Regions from separate parts of the Homo sapiens genome. Here region 1 is linked to region 2. Evidence: chromatin loops called from intact Hi-C (ENCODE). Cell type or tissue: OCI-LY7. All regions are shown on one strand.

The links. Hi-C counts contacts between places; a loop is a spot of excess contacts. Peaks named below come from ENCODE experiments on the same cell type or tissue, not always from the same donor. Only the 100,000 strongest peaks of a DNase experiment are listed, where the experiment ranks them.
Region 1: it touches region 2 in a loop (3.0-fold over the local background); 8 of 110 quality-filtered maps call a loop at or near these places.

The regions. Positions count from the first base shown.
Region 1 is chr22:35,306,748-35,311,747 of GRCh38, forward strand. The region is part of intron 1 of TOM1 (target of myb1 membrane trafficking protein); the gene reads left to right. Among named protein-coding and RNA genes, the nearest start is that of TOM1, 9.4 kb to the left of the region's middle. RefSeq lists a silencer at 2,489-2,558 and an enhancer at 4,375-4,654. In OCI-LY7, no CTCF peak of the experiment used is centred here; DNase peaks (open chromatin) are centred at 2,084 and 3,014; H3K4me3 peaks cover 284 bases; H3K27ac peaks cover 1,035 bases.
Region 2 is chr22:35,408,426-35,413,425 of GRCh38, forward strand. It overlaps MCM5 (minichromosome maintenance complex component 5), which reads left to right. Exons shown (of 17, transcript NM_006739.4): 6 at 1-138; 7 at 2,319-2,485; 8 at 4,085-4,256. Among named protein-coding and RNA genes, the nearest start is that of MCM5, 11 kb to the left of the region's middle. RefSeq lists enhancers at 1,634-1,693, 1,784-2,003, 2,084-2,223. In OCI-LY7, CTCF peaks have their summits at 2,826 and 3,032; DNase peaks (open chromatin) are centred at 1,876 and 2,786; H3K4me3 peaks cover 2,348 bases; H3K27ac peaks cover 4,231 bases.

The sequences.
Region 1 (5,000 bases), 100 kb before region 2:
ACCCAGTCTAAGTTAGTAGCCAAGCTAAGTGCCAGCCCAAGATTCTGACTCCAGTGCAGCCTTTGTGATGGTCTTTGTGTCCCTGGCAAATGAGCGGTCACTGGCTGGGTGGCCACCACATTCACAGACAGGTCAGGTTTCAGGCTGTGGGGAGGAGCAGATTCTTACTTGGAAATTAAGGCCTTTGCCTTCCCCTATGGATAGAACTGGTGAATAGGTTTTATTCCCTTAGTGAGCTCAAAGAAATAAGAGTATAGTCCCAGACTTCCACTCTTCTGGTTTTAGAAAAAAAAAAACCCAAACCCTCAGTGTCTCCTAATTAGCTTGAGGCCATCACCCCATGAGAAGCAGGGGGATTCAGGACAGTTTAACTCTTTACTGCCTTACTAAGGAGATCTTGATCTAGGCCAGTGCCCTCCAAACTTCTGTCTTTCATGTAGCTCATTTGTGATTTGTGTCTACCCCCATGCCACCTTCATTATTATTTTCGTAGGGTTTTCTTTTCATTAGCTTATCTGTTAAAATTTGACCTCATCCTATATAATTATATCCATGAAATCATGGCTTTGATGTTCGTGTTTTTTTCCTATCCTGCATTAAAGTAAATAATGCAGGAGAGGAAAAATTTAATGTCCCTCTAAAAATGTCTTTAAGTTTGCCCATGAGCCCACCTGGCATGATCCCAGGTAGCTCATTTTGATCACTGGGACGTAAGCAGCCTGAAATGGGGTCACAGCTTAGTCTCCGCATCAGAAGAGCTGGGTTCAGGTGCCAGCTCCGCCCCTTCCCGGCTGTGTCCCCCAGGTCTCCTCCTCAAGGGACACGGGAAACTTAGAAGTTGATAGAGCACTGCAAAGTGCGGTGGAGAACCACTGTGCAAGCCCTGAGGAGGGGAACTGGGCCTCGCTCCTGCTGGGGAAGGTAGAGAAGGGAAGGACGGAGCCTGGAGTCTTCCCAGAAGGGAAGGACGGAGCCAGGGGAGAAGGGAGGGGGAGAGAAGAACCAGCCAGACCACAGGGGCTGAGACAGACAGAGAATTTAGGGACAGACAGAGGGGTCTACTGTTTGAACTTGTTTGTGTTGGTGCAGTATAAACCCTGTAGTGGTTAACTTTATGTGTCAACTTGGCTAGGCCAGGGGAGAAAGATAGTTGGTCAAACATTATTTTAGATGTTTCTGTGAACGTATGCCTTAGATGAGATTAACATTTAAATCACCAGACCCGCGTAAAGCGTATTGCCCTCAATAACATGGGTGGGCCTCGTCCAATCAGTTGAAGGCCTGAATAGGAAAAAGACTGACCTCCCCAGAACAAGAGGGAACTTGGCCAGCAGGCTCCCCTTGTCCTTGCACTTGGACAGCATCTGTTTCCTGGATCTCCAGCCTGCCAGCTCACCCTACAGATTTTCAACTTGCTAAGCCTTCACACCTGCATAAGCCAATTCCTTAAGCGCTCGCTCTTTCTCCTGTGTGTGTGTGTGTGTCTGTCTCTCTCTCTCTCTCTTTCTTTCTGCTAGTTCCTTTTCTCTTTTTTTTTTTTTTTCTTTTTTTTTTGAGACGGAGTCTCACTCTGTTTCCCAGGCTGGAGTGCAGTGGGGCAGTCTTGGCTCACTGTAACCTCCACCTCCCAGGTTTAAGCAATTCTCCTGCCTCAGCCTCCTGAGTAGCTGGGACTACAGGCGCGTGCCACCACACCTGGCTAATTTTTATATTTTTTGTAGAGGCAGAGTTTCACCATGTTGGCCAGGCTGGTCTTGAACTCCTGACCTCGTGATCCTCCCGCCTTGGCCTCTCAAAGTGCTAGGATTACGGGCATGAGCTACCACAGCCAGCCTAGTTCCTTTTCTCTAGAGATCCCTGACTAATACAAAGCCCACTCCACCCCTGACCATCCAGATTGTCAGCAATACCTTTTACACTCCCAAGTGGGGAGTGAAAACAAATGCCATCTGTACCTCAGCCAGCCACTTCAAGCCTCTGCCTTCACAGCCTCACTTCTTACCTGGGGAGTTTTAGAAAACCTTTCTTTATCTCACTGACATTTCCTTTTGTTAGGTACTATAGTTAGTTACATCGACTTTAACATTGTGGGTTGCGGAAGCAATACCCTCTGTAAGGTATTTTAGGGTTTCTCTTGTGGTTTATGGTTAAAAAAAATACAGGGGAGAGGCAGCCAGGGTTTTGAGGAAGGGTGGCTCAGCAAATTAGGAGATGGATGGAACTTTCCACGCTGGGTCTGGAAAGAGTTATTCCTTTGGAAAATAGTTTTCAAGACAAGTTTCTGGCTGAAAAAAAAATAGCTTCTGCATATTTGTGATTTAAAAATCTCTTATGGGGTGCTTGAAATTCTCAATCATGTTGTGGTTGATATGTTTGTAGAGGATAGCATTTATTTTGGTGCTTGAAATGTATACACTCCTCCTCACACATCCCTGGAAGGTGAGTGCTTTGGTCATCTTTATTCTGTAGAGGAGGAACTGAGGCACAGAGAGGCCGAGGAGTTACCCAGGCTCACACAGCTGGTAGGTGCTGGAGTCTGGGCAGGATTTGTCTGTGTCTGCATCCCATCCTCCCAACTTTTCCATCTCACCGATTCCCCCTTAGAACTGAAAGAGGCCAGGCGCAGTGGCTCACACCTGTAATCCCAGCACTTTGGGAGGCCAAGACAGGCAGATCGCCTGAGGTCAGGAGTTCAAGACCAGCCTGGCCAACATGGTAAAACCCCATCTTTACTAAAAATACAAACATTAGCTGGATGTGGTGGTGGGCGCCTGTAATCCCAGCTACCCTGGAGGCTGAGACAGGAGAATCGCTTGAACCGGTGAGGCGGAAGTTGCAGTGAGCCAAGATCGTGCCACAGCACTCCAGCCTGGGCAACAGAGTGAGACTCCATCTCAAAAAAAAAAAAAAAAAGAGAGAGAACTGAGAGACCTGCTGGGTTTCCCTTTGAGTGACAACATCTGTGTCCATCTAGAATGAATTCGTTCAGTAGTGGCTTCTTCTGTATTTCTGCCTAACCTTCTTGACCACATTGGTTTCATCCTCGTGCTTGCATTCTCACGGTAGGAAGCACAGGTGAAAGTACCAACTGTCTGTGTCTCTGTTACCAAGAAAGCAAAACCTTCCCCAGGAGCCGCCCAAGAGACACCCGCTTCCATCTCTGTGGCCAGAAGTCCCAGGGCTACTTCTGGCTGCAAGGGGGTCTAGAAAAGCTAAATGCTGTGAGCCCAGGGGGAGCATCTTCCACAACTATTGGAGTCAGCTCCACATGGTAGGGTTAATAAAAATTTCACATAGTCACTGAGTACAGTAATAGAAATACAGTATCTAGCAAGGACAGGTAAATGTGGCGTGTGGGTTCCCACACTGCATTTCCAGATGGACAGCATGGCTGGCCTATATCCAGAGGGGTCGGTCAGAATAGGGTGAAGGCTCTGGAGATCATTATCAGAGTGGAGTGGTCACAGGTCCTGAGGATGTTGGAGGACAGATTAAGGAGGGACGTGGTACTTTTTAAAAGTATTCAAAGGGTCACGGTGGCTCACGCCTGTAATCCCAGCACTTTGGGAGGCCAAGACGGGTGGATCACGAGGTCAAGAGATCGAGACCATCCTGGCCAATGTGGTGAAACCCTGTCTCTACTAAAAATACAAAAATTAGCTGGGCATGGTGGCACACGCCTGTAGTCCCAGCTACTCGGGAGGCCGAGTGAGGCAGGTGAACTTCAACCCAGTAGTTGGAGGTTGCAGTGAGCCGAGATCGTGCCACTGCACTCCAGCCTGGGCAACAGTGAGACTCTGTCTCAAAAAAAAAATGTATTCAGAGGATTGCAAGTTGGAAGAAGGATTAGGATTTCCACACAATAGCTAGTAAGGGATCAATGAGTGCCCAAGTGTGGAGGTGTTTCATTTACACTGTTATAAAGGTTTATTGTGCTGGTGAATACAGCCTCATCTTTCATTCAGTCATTCAGCAAACAGGTACTGCAGGTTTATCATGGCCCAGGTCCCATCTGGGGTAGACAGTTAGTCCATTTGTGAGCTATAACCGCCACCCTTAAAGAGCTCACAGACTCCTGGGAGAGAGAGATGTAGAAACAAAGAGATCGCCCAACAGAGTTATTTTAATCACTCCACTAAGCAGTGCTTAGAGTTGTGGTCTGTGGAAAATGCTACTGGCTGCTAGCTGGAAGGAATAGGCCCTGGCGGGGTGGGGGGTGTCAGGGCAGACTCCACCAGGAGACCTGACCTTTGATCTGGGCTTAGGAGCACGAGTTGAGGTGGGGAGGAGCACATTTCTTCCTGGAAGAAGGGCAGTGTGTTCAGAAGCACAGAAGCCTGAGGAGGGTGATGGGGTGGCTGCGGGCGATCAGCTGAGCTGGTGAGTGGGAGTGGGAGGAAGGACTGGGCCAGGTCTCAGTGCCGGCTCCCGAGGGCTTCAGTGGAGCCCGGTGCCTTCAGGTCCATGCCGTAGTTGTCCACCGCGGAGCAGTCCCGTGGGAAGGCCAGGGCAGCTGGACCTCACTCCTTAAAGAGGAATATTAATCACGAATACTTTGAGCTGCAGGTAACAGGAAACGCAACCAGCAGAGTCTGAAACCACCACAACAACGCACTTTGTTTACCTAGCAAGAAGCCTGAAGGTTGGCAGTTTCAGGGTGGGTTTGACAGCTCCACGATGTCTCAAAACAGCCAGACTCTTTCTTGTTCTGTCCTTAGCCTGGTGGCTAATCAGTGAAATACAGTGATTGTTGTTCTGGGAAGGCAGGGTAGGCAGGGGCAGTCAGCATCGAACTGAGCACCTAGGCAGTGCAGAGCCTCAGTCGGTCATTCCAAAAGTATGTAATGCCCCCCTCTGCTCTGTTGCACCAGAAGGTGGGCCCCAGAAGGTCTGCCCCAGGCAGGCAGAGGCAGTCTTCACAGGGACAGAGCAGAGTGGAGAGCACACAAGTTTGGAGCACGCAGGCCTGGCTTTGCATCTAGCAAGTCACAAACCTCTGC
Region 2 (5,000 bases):
CAAATGCCCATTGGACCCGTACTTCATCATGCCCGACAAATGCAAATGCGTGGACTTCCAGACCCTGAAGCTGCAGGAGCTGCCTGATGCAGTCCCCCACGGGGAGATGCCCAGACACATGCAGCTCTACTGCGACAGGTGAGGCAGACGGGCTGGGAGGTGGGCATCTACGACGGTGGATGTCCCAGCTGTGGCCCTAACCCGAGTGTTGGGAGTGGGTCATCTGGAGCAGGGTGAGTAGGGTGGAGAAGGTGGCCAGTTGCAGAGCACCTGCTCTGTGCCTAATGCTTCCATAAGTTCCTCTCATCTCGTCTTTCCATAATCTGCAGGGGCATGTCAGCCCCATTTTGCAGATGAGGAAATGTAACTTGGAGAGATTAAATGACTTCCTGTGTGGAGGAGAGCCGGGCTTTCAGCCTATGTGCATTGCTTTCCAAAGTCTGTGTTCTTCTTAGGATAAGAGGCCCAGGATGCACAGCTAGATAACCAATAGCTGGCAAAGCCTCTTCCCAGCCTGACACCCCACCTCCTACCCCAGGCTTTCTTTTTTTTTTTGAGACGGAGTCTGGCTCTGTAGCCCAGGCTGGAGTGCAGTGGCGCGATCTCGGCTCACTGCAAGCTCCACCTCCTGGGTTAATGCCATTCTCCGGCCTCAGCCTCCCGAGTAGCTGGGACTACAGGCGCCCTCCACCATGCCCAGCTAATTTTTTGTATTTTTTAGTAGAGATGAGGTTTCACCTTGTTAGCCAGGATGGTCTCGATCTCCTGACCTCATGATCCGCCCGCCTTGGCCTCCCAGAGTGCGTGGATTACAGGCGTGAGCTACTGCGCCCAGCGTACCCCAGGCTTTCTGTTAAGATCCTGCTGAACAGCCACGGTGGCTCATGCCTGTAATCCCAGCACTTGGAGCGGCTGAGACAGGAGGATTGCTTGAGGCCAGGAGTTCAAGACCAGCCTGGGCAACATACTGAGACCCTGTATCTAAAAAAAAAAAATTTATTAGCTGGGTGTTGGGGCAGACACCTATAATCCCAGCTACTTGGGAGGCTGAGGTGGGAGAATCACTTGACCCCAGAAGGTTGAGGTTGCAGTGAGCTGTGATTACACCACTCCACTCTAGCCTGGGTGACAGAGCGAGACCCTGTCTCAAAAAGGAAAACAAAAAAGATTCTACTGAGGGGGAGAGGGTACTGAGCTTGGGCCCCTCATAGTAACCTGGGTGGAAGGTTTTGAGATCTTTGATTAGGGTTCTAACCTGGGCTTGCATATCCTGAAATTGCATGCAGATGTTCTGAGGAGAGCGGATCTGTAGCTTCTGTTAACTTCATTAGTGGCAACAGAGTATGTAGGGGTCAGGCTCTTGCTCCCTGGGCAAGTTATGTGACTTTGTCAAGCTTCAGTTTCCTCATCAGTAAAATGGGGATAAGGACAGTCCTTAATCTCTCAGAGGGCTGCTTGAAAATGCATGTGGTGTTTAGCACAATTCCTTCATGCAGATTACGTAATCAGGATGTATGATTTTCCAAGCAGTTCATGAATCCTGAAAACTTACGAAGTGGGTATGGGAAGAGGGGAGTTGGAGGCTCATGGAGTGACGGTGATGGTCTTTTCTGGAGCTGTGATGCCTGATGGTATAAAGCACTTCTATGTCTGCTGCCTCACCTGACTCCACAACATGAGAGGCAGGCCACTTCGTCATCCCCCTAGGCTCAGAGGTGCAATGACTTCGTTGAGGTCACACAGCGACTAAGTGTCCCTCCACACCACCCTGTCTCTGACTGGGGGACTTGGAGACTTCCCTGTTTCAACATCTCATTTTGAAAACAGGAAATGAAAACCCAGAGGCAAAATGAGCTCACAGAGCCATGAAGAGGCAAAAAGGGCGAGTGGCCCCTCAAGGAGGCTGGGGGGCGTGAAGAGGAAGTCTTGCCCTGAGAGGCTAAAGGGCACCACACAGTGAGCTGACAGCAGACACGTGGAGATGGGGCTTTTGGAGGGCTCTGTGGGCTGGCACTAAGCCTCCTAAACCAGCGTACAAATGAGTTAGCGAGTTCAGCGAGAGTCAGGCCACCACCTGCCTTTCTGTTTGGCTGTCACTGTGGGCAACACCATCCTCCAAGCAGCTGAGCATGGGCTGAGTGACGTGGGGAGAGAGGCCGTTCTCTGGGCTCCGTGGGGCTGGAGCCAGCTCAGCATGTGGTGCCTGTGGCAAAAATGCTGCAGTGGACCCTGCGTGTCCTGGGCATGGGTGGAATCAGAGACTTGCTGTCCAAGTCAGAATCTCAGCTTTTCTCCTTTCTCCTCTACCCTCCTCTCAGGTACCTGTGTGACAAGGTCGTCCCTGGGAACAGGGTTACCATCATGGGCATCTACTCCATCAAGAAGTTTGGCCTGACTACCAGCAGGGGCCGTGACAGGGTGGGCGTGGGCATCCGAAGCTCCTACATCCGTGTCCTGGGCATCCAGGTGGACACAGATGGCTCTGGTGAGTTGGCTTTGGGGTCCTGGCTTAGCCCTGCTAAAAGGCTGTGCTTGCATACTTCTGGTAACAGGCAGCTCGTTACTTCATGAGGTAGCCCAGGATGTCCTTGTGTTGCTCATATCATTAGAACGTTCATTTTTATATTAAGTGATCCCTGGAACTTCCACACATTGGTCCTAGCTGTGGCTCCTGGGCTGAGGGTGTTTGCCTAAGTGCAGGATTAAGGCAGAAGGACTGAGGTCAAATCACTGGGGAATTACTGAAAGCCAAGTCTTCACTTCTGTGACAGGAAATACAAGAGAAGTGAAACGCAGGGTTCCAGGCAGGCAGCCGCCTAGTGTCTAGTTGGAGAAATAAGAAAACTGTGAGACCGCTGGGGACATGTGGGTAAAGTGGTGGCTGTTGTGGGTCACGCAGTTCCAAGGAGGTGCTAAAGGAGGTCTGAGAAGGAGGAGGTCGGGGCTGGGCCTTGGGGAAGGTTTTCTGGGAGGAGGTTAATCTGAGCTGGGCTTTGAAGAGTGGTGGATGTGGAAGAACTTCCAGGCGGGAGGGGATGGCAGGAGCAGGTGAAAACCCCGGCCTGGGCAAGGTACTGAGTGGCTGGAGGGCCGAGTGGGAGTCTAGGGGATGAGGGGCCAGGTGGTGTAAGAGGCCTTGAGTGCCGAGATGGGGAGCTCCTGCTTACACCTGAGGGCAGCAGGGGCCACTGAGGGTTTTCAGGTTTGTTTCAGCCCTCTGGCTGCAGTGAATTGATTCAGAGGGGTGGCTTCCCCAGGGCTCAGTCCATGGCCCACCCCACATTTACACAAACTACCTAGATTATTACAACTTTAAAACCACTGACAGGTAAGTAGCTCTCACATTTCCATTTCTAGCCTGGGCTTCTCCCCACGTTCCAGACTTTAATAACCAACTGCTGATTTGACATGTTCACTTACATATCTGAAAGGCATCTCGAACTTTACATGGCTGAAGCTAAGCTCCCCTTTCCCCACCCTCAGACTGGCTCCTCTCAGTCTTCCCATCTTCACCCTTTCAGTTGCTCAGACAAAAACCCCCAAGTCACCCTTGGTGCTCTTTTCTCTCATCCCCCACATCTAATCACTCAGGAACTCTGGCCAGCTCCACCTTTAAAACGTGTCCAGGATCTGACCACTTCTCATCCTCCCCACCTGCTCTGAGCCCTTGTCAGCCCTCCCTGGATCACCGTTGATCCTCCCCAGTGTTCGTCTCCACCTTGCCCTACCTTCTCTGTTCTGCAGCAGCCAGTGAGCGATGCTGTCATGACCAAGACACTATATCACTCCTCGGCTGAAAGGGGAGACCTTCCAGTGGTTTCCAAGGTCCTATGCCATCTGGCCCTCTGTTTGCTCAGAACCCTTCTCCCCACTTCCCCTCACCCTTTGGACCCTGGAACACACCAGGCCCATTCCTGAGGGCTTGAGAGCTGGGATCTCTGTTTACTCAGATAGGTTGTGCTGTCCTGGCCCTAAGGGCCCTAAGGGCTCTGCCTTCTGGGAGGTCCCTGAGCTGGTGCCAGGATGGGCAGTGGGCTGGAAGAGCTCCCTTGTACTCACTCATGCGCCTGCTTTGCCTACCAAGGCCGCAGCTTTGCTGGGGCCGTGAGCCCCCAGGAGGAGGAGGAGTTCCGTCGCCTGGCTGCCCTCCCAAATGTCTATGAGGTCATCTCCAAGAGCATCGCCCCCTCCATCTTTGGGGGCACAGACATGAAGAAGGCCATTGCCTGCCTGCTCTTTGGGGGCTCCCGAAAGAGGTAGGGGCTTGAGTTCCCTTGGGTTTGGGGAGGCGGCTGATGATGGGGCTCACAGTAGGATAATTACTGGATAATCAGGACTGGGCACTCTTTTTTGTATTTCCTGGGCCCCTCAGTCTGCCAGGCACCTTTGCCAGCCCCCAAGCTTGCCATCAGCTGGCTAGTGGCTGATCTGCGCACCTGTCTCAGCGATGCCCTGACCCTGGCAAGGGGGAGACTGGGGGCCTGGCAAGTGCAGTGGGAGAGCACTGAGCTTAGGGTCGTGTAGGTACCAGGACTTAAATCTCAGCACTGAGCTTGGGGTCAGTAGCAGGGATATTATTAGCAGCTGCCATTTACTGTGTTCTTCCTATGCACAGCCATTCTTTGTTTTTTTTTTTTGAGACAGTCTCACTCTGTTGCCCAGGCTGGAGTGCAGTGGTGTGATCTCGGCTCACTGCAAGCTCCGCCTCTTGGGTTCACACCATTCTCCTGCCTCAGCCTCCCGAGTAGCTGGGACTACAGGCGCCTGCCACCATGCCCAGCTAATTTTTTTTGTATTTTTAGTAGAGACAGGGTTTCACCGTGTTAGCCAGGATGGTCTCGATCTCCTGACCTCGTGATCCGCCCGCCTCGGCCTCCCAAAGTGCTGGGATTACAGGCGTGAGCCACCGCACCCGGCCGCACAGGCATTCTTCTAAGTGCTTTATGTGTCTGAAGCCCAGTCATTCCTCACAGTAACCTGTTAACGCAGCTGTTGTGCCC